Regions from separate parts of the Homo sapiens genome. Here region 1 is linked to region 2. Evidence: chromatin loops called from intact Hi-C (ENCODE). Cell type or tissue: PC-3. All regions are shown on one strand. Links, peaks and the distances in the headings refer to the core of each region. The heading gives the core; the rest is flanking DNA. Region 1 overlaps URI1 (URI1 prefoldin like chaperone). Region 2 has its middle 89 kb from the start of URI1.

Region 1 (11,185 bases), core at 728-8,727, 64 kb before region 2:
GTCTTGCTTTGTCACCCAGGCTGGAGTGCAGTGGTATGGTCATAGCTCACTGCAACCTTGAACTCCTGAGCTCAAGTGATCCTGCCTGAGTCTCCTGAGTAGCTGGGACTACAGGTGCATGCCATTGGGCCTAGCTAATTAAAAAAAAAAATTTTTTTTTTTGTATAGACAGGGACTCACTATGTTGCCCAGGGTGGTCTCGAACTCCTGGCCTCAAGCGGTCGTCCTGCCTTGGCCTCTCAAAGTGCTGGGAAATAGGCATGAGCTACCATGACCAGCCCATTTTAATCATTTTTAAGTATACAGTTCAGTGGCATTGGGTATATTCACGTTGTTGATCAACCGTAATTACCATCCATCTCCAGGCCTTTTTTTTTTTTTTTTTTTAAATCTTGCAAAACTGAAACTCTGTTCATTAAACAATAACTCTCTATTCTTCCCCTTCCTGATCTGGCTGCCAGCATTCTATTATACTTTTTGTCTCTATGAATTTGATTACTCTAAGTACCTTTAAGTGGAATCATAGAGTATTTGTCCTTTTGTGATTGGGTTATTTCACTTACCATAATGTCTCAAGGTTCGTCCACGTTGTGGCACATATCAGAATTTCTTCCTTTTTAAGGCTGAATAATATTCCATTGTATTATAGAATGTATTATGCAGTGTATTATACGTTTTTGTTTATTTTAGCATCCATGGATACTTGGGTTGCCTCTACCTTATGGTGATTTTGAGTAATGCTGCTGTGAACATGGGTGTTTGGTTTAAGTATCTGCTTTTGATTCTTTTTTTTTTGTTTTTTTTTTTTTTTGTTGTTTGTTTTGAGATGGAGTTTCACTCTTGTTGCCCAGGCTGGAGTGCAATGGCACAATCTCGGCTCACTGCAACCTCTATCTCCTGGGTTCAAGTGATTCTCCTGCCTCAGCCTCCCAAGTAGCTGAGATTACAGGCATGCACCACCACCCCTGGCTAATTTTTTGTGTTTAGTAGAGTTGGGGTTTCACCATGTTGGTCAGGCTGGTCTCGAACTCCTGACCTCGGGTGATCCACCCACCTCGGCCTCCCAAAGTGCTGGGATTACAGGCGTGTGCCACTGCGCCCGGCTGCTTTCGATTCTTCTGGGTATGCTCAGAGGTGGAATTTCTGGATCATATGGTAATTCTGTGTTTAATTTTTAAGGAACTGCCACACTGCTTTCTCCGGTGACTGTACCATTTTACATTCCCGGACAAATTCACAAGGGTTCCAGTCCACATACTGGGCAACTTTTGGCATTTGCATTGGCTGTTTTTGTTTTCTGTAAGGACCATCCTCATTACTGGAGTGTCAAATGGTTCCCCATTATAGTTCTAATTGATGTACTTTTATGTTCTTTTTTCTCTGCTTTTTTTTTTTCCTTCCTTTGGATCAAACATTTTGTATTGTTATTTCCTCCTATTAACTTGTTTGTGATACATTATTTTTTACTACTTTTATACTGTACTTATGGTTTAGTACTAAATATAATATGTATTTATAGTATCTTTTTTTTTTTTTTTTTTTACAATTCCTTTTCACTAAGTAAGTCTCTGGTGTCTCTAGAGATCATAGCATTCATTCATTTATCCAGCCCACCTCTTGCATGATTGCTCCCATGCATTTTAATTCTACGTATTTTAAACACCACAACACTGTATTTAATTGTTCTGTGTGGTCAATATTGATTTATCTTTACCCATCTTTTTTTTTTTTTATCCTGTACCTTTACTCTTCAATTCTTTCTGCATTTATATTACTCTGAAGAGTCCTTTTTGTTGTTGTTGCTGTCTTTTTTTTAACCGATCACACTTATTTAATAACAATATCTAGTTTAATAATTTTTTTGATAAGACATTTTATTAACAACATGTCTAGTTTAATAAACCGTATTTCTTTTAATGAAAGTCTGCTGGTGCAGAATTCTGTTTCTGTTGAAAATGTTATTTTTTCCTTCATGTTGGAGGATCTATTTGCTGTGTATGTCACTATAGATTTTCAGTTATTTTTTCCAGCATTTCAAGATACTCTGTTATCTTTCACTTTCTGTCATTGATGTTGAAGTTAGCTCTAGCTCTAAGTCTTGTCACTCCTTTGAAGGCTGTGAATCTCCCCTGTGCCTCCTCCGCCTACCCCCAGCTGCACATAAAGTTTTCCCTTTTTCTTTGGTTTTCATCACTGTTAACTATGTTGTGCCTTGAAATTTTCTTTGTGCTTCTCTTGCTTGGGATTCTTGGAGTTTCTTCAGTCTATCGGCTGATACTTTGATATCAGTTTTAGAAAATCCAGAATTCAAGATCTTTTCAATATTGCTTCTGCTGCATTCTCTCTTCCCTTTCTGGATCTTGCACTTACACTGTGTTTCACATGTCTCTTATTGGTCTTTTCTGTATTTTCCATGTTTTATTTTTGAATCTCTGGGCTTTAATTTGGTGTTTTCTTTTGACCTGTCAAGTTCAAAAATCCTGATTTCTGCTGTTTAATCTTCTTTTAATGCCATTTATTTTAATTTTTGGTTCTTCAGTTGTACAATTTTCATTGGTTTCTTCCTGTAGATTTCAGTTCTCTAGTGAAAATTGCTATTTTTAAAATATATTCCTTTTATCTTTTCCTCTATTTCCTTGAACATATTAATCATTATGTTTGTTAACACCAGTATCTAGATTGCATGTGTGTTTGGTTCTGTTTTATATATTTTTTCTTTTGACTTTTGGTCATATGATCCTGTTTCTTGGCATCCTAGTTATTTTTGACTAAATCCTGGGATTGTGTCTTTAAAGATTGTAGATATTCCTGAAGGTGATAACTTCCTCTGGAAAAGGCGCGTCCTTTCTTCTACTGAAGCAGATGCAGTGGGAGCTGGTCACCTTACTCCGGGCAGGTGCTGGGTGGAGTGAAGGCCAGGTTGTTGTTTTAGTAAGCCATCTGCTGCTTCTGGTTTCTTCAGGCTTTCATCTGGAAGCTTGATTTTGCTCACTACACCATATTTCCTTGGAGGCTTCTGAACTAATTTTTGTTTGATCCTGAGCTCTGCTTTTCAGAGTTTTAGTTTATCTTTTTGGCCTTCGCAGCTCAGAATTTGACAGATACCATGGGAGGGAAAGCAGTTGTATGCTTAAGACCTCTCTTGTGCTCTCATTTTACTACCATATAGCCTTGTCAGACTGCGCAAGTTCTGCTTGTTTCTTTCTGCTAGCCATGGCTGTCTCCTCAGGGCCCAACATAATTCTCAGCCTCTTGCCTGTGCCTCCTGTTGTCTGAGAAAAAAGTGGCTTCAGATGATCAGCTCACTTCTCCACAGTTCTCCCCTCTCTGAATCCTTGGTCCCTCTTGTCCTCACTGCTTTGGCAGCTCTTGGGTGCCTTTAAAGAGATAATTTTTGTATTTATCTGTCTGTCTCTTCTACTTTCTGAGAGTTACAAGCTTTTTTTGTCCTACTTGGAGGTATTACGCAAGTCTAGACTGAGTTTTGAATTTACATAGCTACTTGCAGTGATTTAGTGTGATTTGAGATTTTTACTACAGTCTCACTGACAGTGGTGGTTTCTTTTGTTTTTGTTTTTTGTTTTGTTTTTTTTTTTTTTTTTGAGACGGAGTTTTGCTCTCGTTGCCCAGGCTGGAGTGCAATGGCGTGACCTTGGCTCACTGCAACCTCTGCTTTCCGGGTTTGATTTTCCTGCCTCAGCCTCCTGAGTAGCTGGGATTACAGGCGCCTGCCACAACGCCTGGCCAATTTTTTGTATTTTTCGTAGAGATAGGGCTTCACCATCTTGGCCAGGCTGATCTCAAACTCCTGATCTTAGGTGATCCACCTGTCTCGGCCTCCCAAAGTGCTGGGATTACAGGTGTGAGCCACCACACCCGGCCAGTGGTGTTTAAAATAAAAATGTACTTCTTTAATTAATGCTAAATAAGATTGCTTTAATTTGACTTTTTTGTTACCTGGGAGTATATTTTCCTGTTTTTTTTTTTTTTTCTTCTACTTGTATTTACTCTTCAGTGGACTGTTTGTTTCCTTTGAGCCTTTCACAGGCACATTCTCCTCCTAACCTGTGTGGCAAGTTTGCTACTCTAAAGTTTTCTTAGTTGCAAATCATACAGATGCTTAGGAAATTATGAAATAATTTACTGTAAGAAGTCAGGAGGGAGTCAAGGGTAGGAGTTTTTTGGGTCTCTGTGTTTTGTTTTCTTGTACATTTATGTTGTTTCCTGTACCAGCTGCTTTAGATGGTTGGTTAGCTTGTGCAGATCCTATAGTGGTCTTTCTTTTAGGACCAGAATCTGTAATCACCTCAGGCTCTGATGTCCAAAGTAAATGAGGTTGGTCCAGTTAGCAGCAGGTATCTATCCTCTCCCTTTATTGTGGCTACAGACGGAGAAATGGGATTCTTTACCCATTCTTTATGGGAGAAGGGCAGGGTTTCTACGAGGAAGGCATGTGAATGGAGAAGAAATGATTGATAATCTCTGATAAAACAGTGGGCATGCAAGGTGGAATTCAGGCAGTATTTCAGATTCAGAAATGTAGGTCACAATTTCTTATCTGCAGTTCGGAAGCCTGAAAAGCACTGAAAACACAGTTATTCTTAAGTTTATGGCATATTCATTGTTGACAAAACTGGAACTTATATGGGTGAGGCATTTATTACATTTTGAATATTCATATGTTTCATTGCAAATGTTATGTTTACTACATGGCCCTACCTCATGGAGCTTTCAGCCAGAACAGTTAGAGTTCCTGGATCTCTAGTTCAAGTCACCCCCAAAACCCTCCAAACATGTAAACGTCTTCATTCTTAGAAGTATTACTGAATGTATGTGTCACCACTCTTAAAATATTTCCAATAGGAGAAAACTGTAATAGAATACTTAAGATAGTGAGTAATGATTACTGAAAGAAAAAAAGAGCCCAGTTTGTAGGTAAAGCCAACAAGGGAGGGAGATGTATAGTGCCAGAGCACGTTAGACATAGTCCGATATTTGTGTAAAACGAGACTAGATTGGCATACAGGAAAAAATGCTTAGAAGCCTGTGTAGGAGGAATCTGGCTAAAACATAAAGGTAAAGATTAAGGAGACTTTTGATTCCATCTTAGCTAACATTTTAAATAAGAACATGTAAGTGTTTTCAGAAGTGGCTCCATATAATTGGACTTAGCTTTCATTAGCAGTTTTGCTTTGCAGCATATTTGGAACATAATTTGTTTAAAATTGAAATGGTTTTCTTTACTTTTATGGTGGTTGATTTATTTATTTATTTATTTATTTTTGGGGACAGGGTCTCTGTCTGTCTCCCAGGCTGGAGTGCAGTGGTGTGATCTCGGCTCACTGCAACCTCCACCTCCTTGGTTCAAGCAATTCAAGCTACCTGAGTAGCTGGAATTACAGGCATGCACCACCACACCTGGCTAATTTTTGTATTTTTGGTAGAGACGGGGTTTCACCATGTTGGCTAGGCTGGTCTGAACTCCTGGCATCATGTGATCTACTGGCCTGGGCCTCAAAGTGCTAAGATTACAGGCGTGAGCCACTCTGCTCAGGCTATGGTGGTTTTTATACAGCAACACTCAGTTTATTACAGTTTATCCCAGTGCTTATTGCATTTTTTTCTGTTAGGAACCTGTAGTCAATTCCTCCCTTATTTGCAAAGGGGTTTACTTAAAAGATTTGTAATTTTTGTAAATTTTGTTGAAAGTACACTATTTGTATACTTTGGTAATGATATTTATACATCTACTTGACAAATCTATCTTTTAAGAAATTATTTTCAGCTTTTAAGTAACTGTCACATAACATGTATGTCCAGTATCCATTGGCTTCAGCTCCCACTGATACTATTTTCTTTTTGACTCAGCAGCTTTAAAACCAAAATAGTAAGATCTGTCTTGAAGCCACAGTCTAGCAGGAGAAGCAAACTATATAAATTTAGACAGCTCTGATTAGCACAGTTCCCAAACTGTTATATTATGCATTAACCCATACAGGAAGAATTTAAAATTGCAGTATGGTGAGACAAGTTTTAGAAGTGAAGCATTTTTGAGAAAAGTATCAAAGATGAAGAAGTACTCTTGACCTTTTAGGCTTTCTGTTCCAGTCTAGTTTTAGTGTGGCATTGTATTTAACTTGCCTTAGAAACTCATAGGTTTATGCCCTCTTGTGGTCTGTCACCAATATAAATAGCACAAATGAAAATTTTAAGTACTGGAGATCTTACTGCATGTTACTGCTCTCCTTTATAAAATAATTTTTAAAAAGCAGCTTCTGAGGAACAACAGCTAAGAAATTATTATTCCTGTCTTCCATATAATGTGTGGAGCTTAAAAGTTACCAAATGTTATTTTAACCCTTGGTAACAAAATGTATGTGTATGTTAGGTGGACACTAATGAACAGAAAAATATTTTTGGATGGGCTGTCCATCATTGTCCTTCTAGGTGTCTAACCCTATTAATTTATAAGTGTCTTAAAAATATGATGAGGTGTGATAGTAATTGTAGGGCTAGCACATTACCCTTCTACCTTCACCTAAACATACACAGATATACTAGTAAATGATGCTTGGGAAATGTGTTTATACTTGTTTCATCTGAAAGGGTCAGGAGCTGTAGGAGGCATTGGAAGAAATAAGGATTATAATGTTAGTGAATTGGTGAACTTAAGCTTACAGAATTTGCTTTTACTGACATGATTGGCAAGGTCTTATTTGTGAGTGTGGGACTGAGGAACTAACTAGTGGAGGAGAAACAGCAATAGCAGTCAGTGTTTTAAGACTGCAGCTGTAACCAGTGTTTTTCTGCTGTTATCCAGTAAGCCGCATGATGGTTGGAAGCAGGCCAGTATAGGGACTGTGCACTTTAGGATTAGATAGAATCCCTGATAGAAAGACTTGGTTTTAAAACTGGTCTCATCTCTTACCAGTTCCTGGACAGTTGTGTAATATTAAGTAAGTTACTTCATCTCTGAATACAGGTTTCCTCTCCAAATAAAGATTTAAACCGCCTCCATTGAACTCTTTGCAGTTCGTTTTGTCACATGCAGTGTTGGCATATACTCCTGTTGTTATTGCTCATAGGTTAAAGACAGTTTTGTGTTGCAAAGAATGGATACCATATGACTTTGTAGCCACTGGGTTGTTGGTAAAGACTCCTAAATAGTGGTAAATCAGCTCATAGTTCTTTTTCTTTACTGTGGACTTACTGCTGTACTTCTATGTAGGTACATACTTTATTATAAATTCTTGAGTGTAAACGAGGTCATTATGTTAAAGAATTTACTAGTTCAGGTATTTTAAAGTTGAAGCCTAGTAACTATTTTTAAGAAAAATGAAAATAATACAATAAGTTTTTTTTCTTTAGGGGCACTATTTGCATGTTTTGGCAGGTTTAAAAAATAAACAAAAACTAGTTTTGTTCTTCCATTGTGGTCTTACTTTTGTGGAGGACAACAAAGTAATGAAATGTTTTTGTTTCTTTTGCTGTGTTTTTCAAGTGTTGCTTGTAGAACAAGGCTCGCTGCCTTATGGTTACTTTTAAAATTTAATACTTAAAGTAATTAATCTGAGTCCCCTTTCAGGAGAAATAAGATTATTTAGAATAATTTAACTTAAGGGAAAAATATTTGTTTTTATAACACCTTCTAAAATTTCTAAGTTGTAGAAATTTACTAATTTTTTCTTTTTTTTTTTTTTTTTTTTTTTTGAGATGGAGTCTCCTTCTGTTGTCCAGGCTGGAGTGCAGTGGCGCGATCTCGGCTCACTGCAAGCTCTGCCTCCCAGGTTCATGCCATTCTCCTACCTCAGCCTCCCGAGTAGCCAGGACTACAGGCACCTGCCACCATGCCCGGCCATTTTTTTGTATTTTTAGTAGAGATGGGGTTTCACTGTGTTAGCCAGGATGGTCTCGATCTCCTGACCTCGTGATCCACCCACCTCAGCCTCCCAAAGTGCTGGGATTACAGGCGTGAGCCACCGCGTCTGACCAAAATTTACTAATTTTTTCTTTTGAATAACTTGCTGTGAAATAGAAGACAACTAAAAAAAAAACCCTCTAAATATAATAGAACTGCTTGGGCTTAAATCTTTTCTGCAAGTAGGTGGACCATAAATCATATAAACAAAGATAACCTAGACATGCCATCAGAAGGCTAGTCTATATATTTTTATATCTACCTCTTTCATCTTTCCCCTTATTTCTGATTTCCCAAATGTCACTTCTTTAGTTTACATTTGGATAGTGCTTATTTGAAGTCTCTGATATTCTACACACTATATGTAACTAATAAAGACTTTAAAATGTAAGGCAGCATTTTGGTAGTGAAAATTTCTCTTGTACATTGTGAAATGGATTTTGTTGTTCGTCTATCTTCCTAGGGAGACTGTTTAAGGGAAGTAAAAGGAACAGGGCAAGAATGGCCGGAACGAAGTGGAGGGTAGACTATGGGGAGTGATGGCAAGAACACATGCCATTCTACCAGTGACTTGTTTCTTAAACATAAAAAGCATATGTGCCAAATTTGCATATTTACTAATTAAAAAGGCTTCCTGGAAACATTAGGTAGACTATCTTCTATAACCTTTAACACCGTCACTAATGGATATAGCTTAGAAGATTTCCTCGAAGGTCCTTTAAATAATGTAAATGATTATGAATGTGTAACTAGTTAATATGCAGCTACGAAAGGATTATCATGTAGAGGTTAATGAACATTCTGCTCTTATGGTTTGCAGGGCTTTGCTTTCTGTGCTTTTGGCTCTCTTCATGCTTGGAAACACATGCATTGGGATTGGAAAACATCCTGACTGTTCTTGGGTCTCATCTTTTAATGGGGTTGTTAAATAGGAACTTTATGAAAAGGATTTCATGAGCATTTTTTTCCTTTTTCAATTTACATTTAATTCTATTTGTCTATTTTGTAATTACTGCCAAATCAGAAACAGTGAAATGGATTGATGTAGTTTTAGCTTGGCTCTTCCAGATGTAAAGTCAGTACTCTATTATATATTGCCACTGTTATTAAGTGTTGCTATGTGATTGATACTTACTGAGAGATCTTCATTCTAAAATGGACTTTTTATGCTGAGTTAATGTGTAGTATGGTTGGGTTTCTGATTATAGCATGTATTTTGGTACAGAATTTCTGTCTTAGTATTTAAAATGTCCCAAAAGAGGACATTTATTTCAGGAATTAAATGTTACAATAGAGGAATTTAGTGACAGGTCTAAAAAAAATCGTGTGTATTTTTTTTTTTTTTTTTTTTTTTTTTTTGCTGGGACGGGATGGTGAAACATTGAGCATATACAAGAGACAATATTGGTATTTAGAGCAGTGAACTAGAGCAGCGTTTTGCAAACCAGATAATGCTGCTCTCTTTTTCTCATGGCCTAGTCTTAAGCATTTTGGCTTTCATCCCCTAGTTTCTCTGTCTCTAAAATGGTATATGGTATTCTAGACTGCTGTTTAAAATTTTTATTAATAGGTAATTTAAAAGTAGATAATTAGCAATCCTTGAAAACAGTGTTAATTCTTAAATTGTCATTCAAAAATAGTGTTATTTTTTTAAATTGCATTTTTCTTTATTGTCTAGTCTTCTTATTTTCTGAGCATTTTGAGAATCTACTGACATATCTCCAAGGAAAACAAATAACTTTTGTACTTAAATTCATTGTTTTAGTATTATAAACATAGTTTAAACTGGCTGTGAAGTGCTTACAGTCTTGATCATAATTCACTGGGGAACAAATGAGCTGTTCAGAGCATCTCCTTATCCCAAGTATTTCTTCTTGAAAATGTAGTAGAAAAATATCACTGAATTCATTTTTTAATGCGTCAGAATAAAAATTACAGGTGAAAATGTTTGGAGATATACTGACAAAATAAAATATTGTCACTACAGTCATTTTTTTTAACTGACGAAACGTGGATGTTACATTGGTTTCTTGTTATTTATAACATTTATGTATTCTACAAAATATGTAATATTGAAAACAGGTCTGTAGATTGTACAAAATACTAGTTATCTTATATCATATGTCACCTAATAGTTATGAAGCGGGTTTTGTACCAAAGTATGAATCAGAAAGCTGTAATTTGTTCTGCAGTTATCAGCCTGCATTAGAGGGTTATGATAAAGTGTGCTGCTTAAAAACTAACGTTCACATCTCTGTGCATTTGACAAATAAAAATGTATACTGAGATGCTATTAAATCTGTAAAGCCAATGTTCTAGTTTTCAGATACACTGATTTTTGTAGCTCTGTGCATAGCTCTGTTTTTTCATGAGTAGTTATCTGTTTTCATGACAGGTGGTCACTAACTGCCAAGAGAGAATCCAGCATTGGTGAGTGAAAGATGGTTTTATTACACTTCTGAAATACTGATGGGGTAACCTACTTGTGTTCAAATAATGTGTTTACTGTTTGCGTGTGTGTGTATGTATGACTAGTAATTGAATTCTTCTAGTAGTCTCCATTTTGAATGCCTTTAATACTAATTTATATTGTCTTTGACCCTTTTCTGAATTACACATTTCTGATTTCCTGACGTTGTGTTACCACTTGTATTTATTCTAAGTGCCTTTTCTTTTCTAAGAATAATATTAATATCATTATGAATTGGAGACTGAGACATTTTTGAATGTGACTTAGCTCTATTTTGGGGATATTTCTTACATTTTAGTAGAAAAATAATGGGAATCAGTTACTTTAAAATAATGATGGAAATAGGGCACAGAAATGTTTTCCCAAAGTTTGAAAAAAAAATCTAATTTTCTACTTTTCAGAGCTTGTTTTATTGACTGTACTTTTTTTTTTTTTAAGAGAGAGCATATCTATTTTAATGTGCTAATCTATAGTTAATAGGACCATGTTTGGTAAATAACACACTTTCCTTTGGCTTCTGAGGAAAATGCTCGATTTAATGGTGAATAAAATCTTATATTATGAGTTGTCATGAAGTATAGCTGTTGATCTTACAGATATCAAATTACAATATATCCATGCTGTGCTTACGAAGGTTTTACTGAGAGAACAACAGGAGCTGTCTTGATTATTGTCTGCAGGGTTATTGCAAAAATCATGGTAACTGCCCCTTTAGTGGTGAGATTAAACCTTCGGTTATACACCATCAAGCATATAATATTTTAAATTTATTTTAAGAGGCTTTTTCTTCATGCCTG
Region 2 (11,185 bases), core at 734-8,733:
TGGTATCTTATCTAAGAATTCTTTAATCCAGAATAATAAAACTTTTCTCCCATGTTTTCTTCTAGAAGTTTTATACTTCAGCTCTTAAGAGTTAGGGCTATGATCTGTTTTGTGTGTGGGGTGAGTCCAGGGTCTAAATCTGACTTTTTGCACGGATAATTTTAATACCATTTAATAGTTCTAGAGCTGTTGAAAAGACTGTCCTTTTTGCAGTGAATGCTTTAGCATCTTTTTTTGAAAATAGTTGACTATAAGCATAAGGTTGTTTGTGTACTGAGTGCTTGTCTGTCCTTATATCACTTCCAGTGGTCTTAATTACTGTGGCTTTACTTACAACAAACTTTCAAATATGGAACTGTTAAACCCTTCAATTTTGTTCTTTTTCAAAATTTTTTTGGGGTATTCTGAGCCCTTTCCATATCCACATAAATTTTAAGGTCAGCTTACCCACTTCTGCAAAAATGCCTTTTGGGATTTTTACAGGGATTGTGTTAAATCTGTAGATGAATTTGGGGAGAATTGCCATGCTTATATTGAGTCTGCGAATCTGTGAACATGGAATGTTTATTTGTTTATATCTTGATTAGTTTCTCTCAGTGTGTATAAAAGATTACTTTCAAAACATTGTTTTCAGTTTACAAATCTTTCGTTAAATTTATTCCTAAATTTTTAATTCTTTCAGGTGCAGTTGTAAATGGAGTTTTTTCCTTAATGTCATTTTTGAATTGTTCGTTGATAATATATGTATAATTAATTTTTGTATATTGGCTTTGTATCCTGCAACCTTCCTGAGCTCATTTATTAGTTCTTGTCAAGGGGGTGTGTGTGAGAGGGAGAGTGAGTGAGTGTATGTGTGTGATTGTATATTCTTTAATATTTGCTACGTATAGGATTGTGTCATTTGTGAATAGAGAATCTTACTTCTTTCCAATCTTGATTCCTTGTCTTTTTCTTGCCTGATTATATTGGCTAGAGTCTCTAGTAAACCTTGAATAGAAGTGGGTGAGAACACCTATCCTTCCTTGTTCCCAATCTTAGGGAGAAGATATTCAACCTTTCATCAGTAGGTATGATGTTGGCTATAGGTTTTCTGTAGCTGCCTTTTATTAGATTGAGAAAAATTCCTTTTATTCGTAGGTTTGTTGGAGTTTTCTTTCATGAATGGAGTTGAATTTTTCAGACGCTTTTTATGCAGCCCTTGTTCCTTCTTTAGTATAATACATTAATTTTCTGATTAAATTTTCTGATTAAATTAATTTTCTGATTAAACCAATCCTGCATTCCTGGGATAAAGCCCATTTTTAATGTGCGTGATCCTTTTTATATGTTACTGAATTTGGTTTGCTGATGTTTTGTTGAGAATATTTGTGTATATATTCATGAGGGATATTGATCTGTCATGTTCTATTTTTGTGATGTCTTTGTTTGGTTTTTATATAAGGATAATATTGACCTCACAAAATCAGATGGGAAGTATACTCTTCTGGATGAATTTGTGAAGGACTAGTACTATTTCTTCTTTAAATGTTTGATAGAATTCATCAGTGAAACCATTGGGCCTGCAGTTTTCTTTGTGTGAAGATTTGTAATTGCTATTAAAGTTCTTATTTTAAGTCTATTTAAGTTTTATATTTCTTCTTGAGTCCATTTGATAATTTGACTCTTTGTAGGAATTTGTCCATTTCATGTAAATTATTGCATTTGTCATCATAAAGTTGTCCAAAGTATTCCTTTATAATCCATTTAATTTCTTAAGTTGGCAGCAATTTCCTTTTTATTTTACTTTTTTTGTAGAGACAGGGTCTCACTATGTTGTCCAGGCTGGTTTCAAACTCCTAGGCTCAAGTGATCCTCCTGCCTTGGCCTCCCAAAGTGCTGGTATTGCATGTGTGAGGCACCGTGCCTGGCCTGTGATTTCCTTCTGATTTTGCTAATTTTTGTCCTATATTTTTTGTAATTCTAACTATAGGTCTGTCAGTTTTATTGACCTTTTCAGAGAAACTTTTTGATTTTGTTGATTTTCCTCTAGTTTTCTATTCCAGTGACTTTTACTTTAATCTTTATTATTTCCTTTCTTCTTCCTTGCCTTTTATAGTTTTTAAAGGTGTTAATCTATTGATTTGAGACTACTGTCTTCTAATGTAGGTGTTTAAAGATATAAATTGACCTCTAGGCACTAACCCTTAGCTGCATCCAGTGACATTTGATTTGTTTTAATTTTTCTGTAGTTAAAAATATTTTCTAATTTCTCTTGAGATGTCTTTTTTGACTCATGGGTTACTGTAATATGTATTGTTTAATTTCCAAATATTAGTGGGTTTCTCAAGTTTCTTTCTGTTGGTTCCTGCTTTAATTGTGTTGTGTCTGGAGAAAACATTTATTATGTCTTTAGTTTTTAAAAATTCATTAGGACTTTTTAAAAATGGGTAGCATATGTTCTCCTGTGTGTGCTTCAAAAGAATACGTATTCTGTTGTTTTATGGAGTGTTCTGTTGATGTCATGTCAAGGTCATTGTTATTGTTGTCTTCTGTATTCTTGCTGATTTTTTGTCTACTTGTGCTATCCGTTATTGAGAGTGGGATACTGAGGCCTTACACTATTATTGTTAAATAGTCCTACCTTTCAAGTTCTGTTAGTTTTTGTTTCATGCATTTTTTTCTCTGTTGTTAGGTACATATATGTTTGTCATTGTCATATCTTCTGATTAATTGAAGCTTTTATTATTACAAAATGTCCCTTTTTTCTCTAGTAACATTTTAATTTTAAAGCCTATGTCAGTTTTGTCTGATATGATTATGACCACTCCACCTTGGTTATGGTTATGCTTATGTGGTATCTCTTTTTTCATCCTTTTTAGCATTTGTATCTTGTGGGCAGCATGTGGTTGAATTTTGTTTTTAAAAAGTCTATTTTGCCAGCCTGTCTTTTTATTGAAATGTGTGTTAATTCATGTAATTGTTGATATGGCTCATTTACATATCAATAGCTCATGCCATTTTGTTAGTCATTTTTTATATGTCATGTCTTTTTTGTTCCTCTGTTCCTCCTTGGTTACCTTTTTTTGTGTATGTTAAATAAATCTTTTAGTATAAACTTTGAATTCCTTTACAAAAAGAAACTGTACTTTTTTTTTTTTTAAACCCACAAATTTATTTCTTACATTTGTGGAAACTGGGAAGTCAAGGTTAGCAGCTGATTTGGTTCCTGCCGAGGGCTCTCTTCCTGGGCTGCAGATGGCCTCCTGTGTCCTCACATAGTAGAAGAGAGCTTTACTCTTTTTTATGAGTTATTTTATAGTGGTTGCTCTAGAGTTTATAGGATGCATTGTAACATTATAACCTGCGTCAGAATAATACTAACTTAATTCTGGCAGACTTTGCTTCAGCATAGCTCTAGTCTCTTTTTCCTTTGTCCTATTATTGTAATATATTTTATAACAGTACAGGTTTATTATTTATAACTATATGGGTTCATTATTTTTCCATGCAATTATCTTTTAAGTAAGAGAAGAAAACTTAAAAAGAGTATTTTTTCTATTTTTTACATTTGCCTACATAATTACTTTTACTGGTACTTTAATTTTTTATGTGGATTCAAGTTACCATCTGGTGGTGTTTCCTTTCAGCCTGAAGTACTTGCTTTAGCATATCTTGTAAAAAAAATTTTGGTGGCAACAAATTCTCTTTGTCTATCTGGGAAGATCTTTATTTTTGTCCTCTTTTTTGAAGGATAGTTTTACTGGATTTAGAATTCTTGTTTGACAGTAGAGTATGTTATACCACTTAATTCTGGCCTTCATTGTTTCTTTTGAGAAGTCAGCTGCTAATTTTACTGGGGTTCCCCTGTGCATGATAAGTCCATTTTTCTCTTGCTGCTTTCAAGATTTTGATGTGTATCGGTGTGGATATTTTAATGTTTATTCTACTTGGATTTTATTGAGATACTTGGATATACAGATTTATACTTCTTACTAAATTTGGAATGTTTTCAGACATTAAAAACTTCTATGACTCTTCAAAAGATGTCAAAACTTGTATGGCCCTCACTATTCTTTTCTTCTGGGATTCCCATTATGCATATGTTGGTATTGATTGTAACCCACAGATTTCCTACTTGGTTCATTTTTCATTCTCACTTCTGTTCTTCAGATTGTGTAATTTGTATTGATTTATCTTTGAGTTCACTGATTCTTCCTTCTGCATTCAAGTTTGCTGTTGTCCCTCTAATGAAGCTTTCACTTTAGTTACTTTTCAACTCCAGAATTTCCATTTTTTAAAAAATGTTGATCTCTTTATTAAGTGTTCTCTGATTAGTCATTGTTTTCATGCTTTGATTAAACACGGTTTTCTTTTGTTCTTTGAAGATGTATTTTTATTGGCTGCTTTGAAGTCTGTCTGTTAAGTCCAACATTTGGGAACCCTTGGAAATAGCTTCTGTTTATACTGAGTATTTTTTTTTTTATACTAGATAAGCCATACTTTCCTGTTTAAAACTGGACATTTTAAATAATACATTGTAACAGCATTTATTTCTGATACTCTCCTGCCAGGGGTTATTGTCCCTTTTTTTGTTTGTTTTATGACTTGGCCAAGATTAATAATGAGTTTTTCTCTACAGCGTGTGGCCTCTGATGTCTCTCCTCAGTTATGTTTGACTACTTATGGGTCACCTTGGATCAATATATCTTAGTGATCAGCTGGTGACTGGTCAGAGATTGTACTTAGGCATCTTGTTTTGGTAAGACTTTCATCCTTTGTCAAAGTCTCTGTTTTGTTTGAGGAACACACTGAAAATTTATGCAGTTTACGAGTCTTCCCTGGGGGTATGTATATAGTTAGAGCCTTCTCTGGTCTCTCAGCATGTTCATACCCTAATATGCCCATTACCTTTCAAAATGTAAGCTTATCAAGGACTATGATTGTCTCACTTCCTGATTGTTTCTGTTAAATCTCCAGGCAGAAAATTTTTTTCTTCTGATCTCTTTTTTGGCCCAGCTATAGTATTTCAGCTTCAGGTCATCTATGATGTATGTGGACCTCTCCTATGTTTGGCACTGAAATTGCTATATTTAACAAAGCCCCTGGGCGTTGGGTTTTTCCACGTTGTTTCAGATTGAGTCAGCTCCCTACAGTATAAATGCTTCTGGTTTTACAAGCTGTCCCACCCTGTTAGAACTATTGTCTGAAGGAGCTGGGGTGAGGGAGAGTGGTCACAATGCCACATACTGTCATCATTTTTACCCAACTTTCAGTAGTTTTCTTGAATAAACACTTCTCCATTTGTCCTATGTTTTGGTCAATACTCAGAGGTGAAAAGTAGTTGTTTTTGATAATTTTGTCTAATTTTTTTAAAAGTCTGTTTTTTAAGAGCAATTTTAGATTCACAGCAGTACTGAGCAGAAGGTACAGAGATTTTCCATATATCCCATGCTCCCACACCTGCATAGCCTCCCCTATCATCAACATCCCCACCAGAGTGATACATTTGTTACAATAGTTGAATATCCATTGCCACAGTAGTTGAATATCCATTGCCACATCATCACCCGAAGTTGATAGTTTGTATTAGAATTCACTCTTGGTGGACATTCAGTTGCTTTGGATAAATATATAAGAACACATATCCACCATTATAGTTGCTGAGTAGTCTCACTGCCCTAAAAATCCTCTGTGCTGTGCCTATTCATCCGTCCCTATGCCCCAATACCTGGTAATCACTGATTTTTAAAATTGTCTCCATAGTTTTGCTTTCTCTGGGATGTCATGTAGTCGGAATCACATAATGTTTAGCTTTTTAAGATTGGCTTCGTTCTCCTTTGAGTTTCCATAATGTCTTTTCATGGTTTGATAGATCTGAAAATAATATTCCATTGTCGGGATGTACCGCAGTTCATCCATTCACCTACTGAAGGACATCTTGGTTGCTTTCAAGTTTTGGCAAGTACAAGTAAAACTGCTATAAACATCAGTGTGTGGCTTTTTGTGTGGACATACGTTTTCAGCTTCTTTGGGTAAATACCAAGTGGTATGATTGACAGATCATATGGTAAGACTATGTTTTGTAAGAAACTGCCAAACCGTCTTCCAATCTAGCTGTACTATTTTGCATTCCCACCAGCAATGAATGAAAGTTCCTGTTGCTCCACATTCTAGCCAATATTTGGTGGTGTCACTGTTCTGGATTTTGGCTATTCTAATAGGTGTGTAGTGGTAACTCATTGTCATTTTAATTAGCATTTACCTGATAAAACATGATATGGATCATCTTTTCAGATGCTTATTTGCCATCTGTGTGTCTTCTGGTGAGGTGTCTGTTAAGGACTTTGGCCCCTTTTTTAGTCAGGTTGTTTTCTTATTGTGTTCAATTTAATACTTATTTGTGTATTTCAGATAACAATCCTTTGTCAGAAATGCCTTTTGCAAATATTTTCTCCCAGTCTGTGGTTTGTCTTTATATTCTCTTGACAGTGTCTTTCACACAGCAGAAATTTTAATGAAGTCCAGCTTATCAGTTTATTCTTTCATGAATCATGCCTTTGCTGTCATATCTAAAAGGCCATTGCTAAATCCAAAGTCATCTAGATTTTTCTCCTATATTCTAGAGTTTTGTAGTTTTGCATTTTATATTTAGGTCTGTGACCAGTTTTGAGTTAGTTTTTGTGAAGGGTGTATGGTCTGTGTCTAGATTTGTTTTGCATATGATGTCAGGTTGCTCCAGCACTATTTGTTGCAGACTTTCTGCTCCATTCCATTGCCGTTCCTCCTTTGCCAAAGATCAGTTGACTGTATTTATGTAGCTCTGTTTCTGAGCTGTCTGTTTCATTTCATTGACCTGTTTCTCTCTTATCAATACCATACTGTCTCGATTGCTGTAGCTTTGTAGTAAGTCTTGAAGTCTGAAAATGTCAGTTAACTTTGTTCTCCTCCCATATTGTGTTGGGTATTCTGGGTCTTTTACCTCTCCATGTAAACTTTAGAATCAGTTTATTGGTATCTACAAAATAATTTGCTGGGATTATGAATGGGATTGCATTGAATCTATAGATCAAGTTGGAAAGAACTGATATCTTGACAGTTGAATCTTCCTGTCCATGAACATGGAGTACCTCTCCATTGATTTAGTTCTTTGATTTCATTTGTCAGAGTTTTGTATATAAGTCTTGTACATAACTTATTAGATTTAAACCTAAGTATTTCATTTTGAGGGTGCTACTGTAGATGGTATTGTGTTTATAATTTCAAATTCCACTTGTTCACTGCTGGTGTATAGGGAAGTGATTGACCATTGTAACCTTGCTATAATCACTTATAAGTTTCAGGAGGTTTTCTTTTTTGGTTGATTCTTTCCAGTTTTCTACAAAGATGACTGTCATCTATGTACAAAGACAGTTTGGCTTCCTCCTTCCAAATGTGTATACCTTTTATCTCTTTTTCTGTATTATCAAGGACTTGCAATATGAAGTTGAAAAGGAGTGGTGAGAGGGGATATCCTTGCCTTGTTCCTGATTAGTGGGAAGGCTTCAAGTTTCTCACCATTAAGTATGATGTTAGCGTGGGTTTTTGTAGATTTTTAAAAATTAAATTGAGGAACTTCACCCTATTCCTAGTTTACTGTGAGTTTTTATTATTAGCAGGTGTTGGATTTTGCCAAATGCTTTTTCTTCATCTATTGATGTGATCATGTGATTTTTTTCTTCTTTACCTTGTTGATGTGATAGATTACATTGATTTTCAAATGTTGAACCACCCTTGCATACCTAGAATAAATCTCACTTGGTCATGGTGTATAATATAATCCTTTGCATACATTTTTGGATTCAGTTTAATAATATTTTCTTGAGTTTTGCATCTGTGTTTATTAGCAATATTTGTCTGTAGTTTCTTGTAATGTCTTTGCCTGATTTTCATATGGTAATGCTGAACTCATAGAAGTAGGGAGTACTCCCTGTGCTTCTATCATCTGAAAGAGATAGGAGAGAATTGGTGTATTTTTTTTTTTTCCTTAAATGTTTCATAGAATTCATAAGTGTATCTGTCTGGGCCTGCGCTTTGTGTTTTGGAAAGTTATTAATTATTTAATAGAGATAGTCTTATTCCGATTGTCTGTTTCTTCTCGTGTGAGTTTTGGTAGATTGTGCTCTTCAAGGAATTGGTCCATTTTTTCTAGGAGTACCATATTTGTGTGCATAGACGTGTTCATAGTATTTCTTGGTTATCCTTTTAATCTCCCTGGGATCTGTAATGACATTCTCTTTTTTTATTTCTGAAATCAGCAATTTGTGTCCTCTCTCTTTTTTCTTAGTTAGCTTGTCTTACTGATTTTATTTATCTAAGAACCAGCTTTTGGTTTGGTTGATTTTCTCTACTGATTTTATGTTTTCAATTTCATTGATTTCTGCTTTAAATTTTTATTCTTCTCCTTACTTTGGAATTAATTTCCTCTCCTTTTTCTATTCTTATAAGGTGAAGGCTTAGATGATTAATTTTAGATCTCTCTTTTCTGATATATGCATTCAGTGTTAAAAATTTTCCTTTAAGCACTGTTTTCACTGCATCCCACAAATTTTGATAAGTTGTATTTTTTATTTTTGTTCAAAATATTTTAAAATTTCTTTTGAGACTTTCTTTGATCCATGTGTTACTTAGAAGTGTGTTGTTTAATCTCCAAGTATTTGGGAGATTTTCCAGCTATATTTGTTATTGATTTCTAGTTTAATTCAATTGTGATGTGAGAGCAGACACTGTATAATTGCTATTTTAAATTTGTTAAGGTGTGTTTTATGACCCCAAGTGTGATTTGTCTTGGTTAATGTTCCATATTAGCTTGGAAAAAATTATGTATTCTGCTGTTATTGAATGAAGTAGTCTGTAGATAACCATTATATCAAGTTAGTAAATGGTGTTAATGAGTTCAGCTGTGTCCTTAACTGATCTTTTGACTGCTGGATCTGCCCATTTCTGATAGATGGGTACTGAAGTTTCTAGGTATAATAGTGAATTCATCTGTTTCTCCTTCCAGTTCTGTCAGTTTTTTCTTATGTAGTTTGATGCTCTGTTTTTAGATGCATACACATTAAGGATTGCTATGTCTTCTTGGAAAATTGACCCCTATGTAACTGTAGAATGCTCCTTTTTTTTCCTGATAACTTTCCTTAATCTGAAGTCTGCTCTATCTGAAGTGAATATAATGACTCTCACTTTCTTTTGATTAATGTTAGCATGGTATATCTTTCTCCATCCATTTACTTTCAATTTATATGTGTCTTTAAGGTTTTTGTAGACAGTGTATAGTTGGGTCTTATTTTTTGGTTCATTCTGACAATTTATTTGTCTTTTAATTGGTACTTTTAAACCATTGGCATTTAAAATGATTATTGATATCGTTGGATTGACATCTACCATATTTTTACTGTTTTTATATTTGTTGCCCTTGTTCTTTTTCCTGTTTTTGTCTTCCACTCTTTTTCTGCTGTTTGGGTTTTTTTGTTTGTTTCTTTTCTCTTATCGATCCCTTGCCTGTTAAATACCCCTTTTGATTTTAATTGAGCATTTTTTATGATTCCGTTTTCTCTACTTAGCATATCAGTTATACTTTTTAAAAGCATCTTTTTAGTAGTTGCCCTGGAGTTCGGAACATCTACAGCTAATCCAAGTCCACTTTGAAATGATGATACTATACCATTTCATGGGTAATGCAAATGCCTTACAACAATCCTTATTCCTCCTCTCTGCTGTTCCTTGTATTGTTGCTGTTATTTATTTGACTAACACATCAGTATACATAAACATGTATATGTACATAGGTATACAAAATCAAATGCATTGTTGGTACTATTATTTGGAACAAATTGTTATCTGTTAAATAGGTAAGAATAAGAAACTAAGTTTCTGTTTTACGTTTACCTCTTCCTTATGCTCTTTATGAAGATCCGAATTTCTGAACTATATGATTTTCCTTCTATCTAAAGAACTCCTTTAACACTTCTGGAGTGCAGTGCCATGATCATGGCTCATGGCAGTCTGAATTCCTGGACTTCAGCGATCCTCCCACCTTGGCCTCCCAAAGTGCTGGGATTTCGGGTGTAAGCCACTGCACCTGGCCTCTCTCCTTTATTTTCGAAGGCTATTTCTCAGGATATAGAATTCTAGGTTGATAGTTCTTTTCTCTTGGTGCTTTAAATATTTCACTCCACTCTTCTTACTTGCATGCTTTCTAAGAAGTTGGGTATAATTCTTTCTTTTGCTTCTCTATAGGTAATGTGTTTTTTTCCCTCTGGTTTCTTTCAGGATTTTTCTTTATGAATTCTTATAGTTTGAAAATGATGATGCCTAGGTGGAATGTTTATCCTGCTTAGTGTTCTCTGAGCTTCCTGGATCTGTATTTGGTGTCTTATAATAATTTTGGGGAAATTCTTAGTTGTTACTGTTTCTGATATTTCTTCGGTTCCTTTTTTTTTTTCTTCTACTGATTTTCCCATTTTGCATATGCTACCCCCTTTGTAGGTGTCTTGCAGTTCCTGGATATTCTGTTCTGGAGTTTGCAGCCTTTTTTTTTTTTCTCTCTCTCTGTTTCCTTTTCAGTTTGGAGGTTTCTGTTGAGATATCCTCAAGCTCAGAGATTCCTAGCTTTATTCAGTCTGCTAATGAGCCCATCAAAGCATTCTTCATTTCTCCTGCAGTGTTTTTGATCTCTAGCCTTTCTTTTTGGTACTTTTTAGAATTTCCATCTCTCTGCTTACATTGCCCACTTGTGTTTGCATCCATCTAGTTTATTCATTAGAGCCTTTAGTATATTAATCATAGCTGTTTTAAATTCCTGGTCTGATCATGTCAACATCCTTGCTATATCTGTCTTGTTCTGATGCTTGCTCTATCTCTCAAATGACCTTTTTTGCCTTTCAGTATGCCTGGTGATTTTTCCTTAACAGCTGGGCACGTTCCTGAGTAAGAGGAAAGGCTGTAAATAGGCCCTTAGTAATGTGGATTTCTTTAGAGTTCTATAGTCCTGTGATCAGGTCTTAGTCTTTGAGTGAGCCTGTGCCTCTAGACTGTGTACATCACATGTGCTTCTCATTTCCCCCATCAGCCTTACTGAAGACACGATGACTAGAGGGAGCTGGTGTTTGGTATTTCTCTTCTCCCACATGGAAGGCAGGAGCTGCCTGAGGTTATTTCCCTTCCCCTA

The links. A loop is a pair of places that touch in the nucleus more often than their neighbours do. Peaks named below come from ENCODE experiments on the same cell type or tissue, not always from the same donor. Only the 100,000 strongest peaks of a DNase experiment are listed, where the experiment ranks them.
Region 1: it touches region 2 in a loop (7-fold over the local background); 1 of 110 quality-filtered maps calls a loop at or near these places.

What each region holds. Positions count from the first base shown.
Region 1 is chr19:29,960,880-29,972,064 of GRCh38, forward strand. It overlaps URI1 (URI1 prefoldin like chaperone), which reads left to right. Exons shown (of 11, transcript NM_003796.3): 2 at 10,314-10,348. Among named protein-coding and RNA genes, the nearest start is that of URI1, 24 kb to the left of the region's middle. RefSeq lists an enhancer at 5,900-6,169. In PC-3, for the core only: a CTCF peak has its summit at 6,188 (motif pointing left); a DNase peak (open chromatin) is centred at 4,882; H3K4me3 peaks cover 1,130 bases; H3K27ac peaks cover 931 bases.
Region 2 is chr19:30,025,294-30,036,478 of GRCh38, forward strand. No RefSeq gene overlaps it. Among named protein-coding and RNA genes, the nearest start is that of URI1, 89 kb to the left of the region's middle. RefSeq lists enhancers at 5,010-5,059, 5,125-5,624. In PC-3, for the core only: no CTCF peak of the experiment used is centred there; DNase peaks (open chromatin) are centred at 4,688 and 5,108; H3K4me3 peaks cover 1,553 bases; H3K27ac peaks cover 3,455 bases.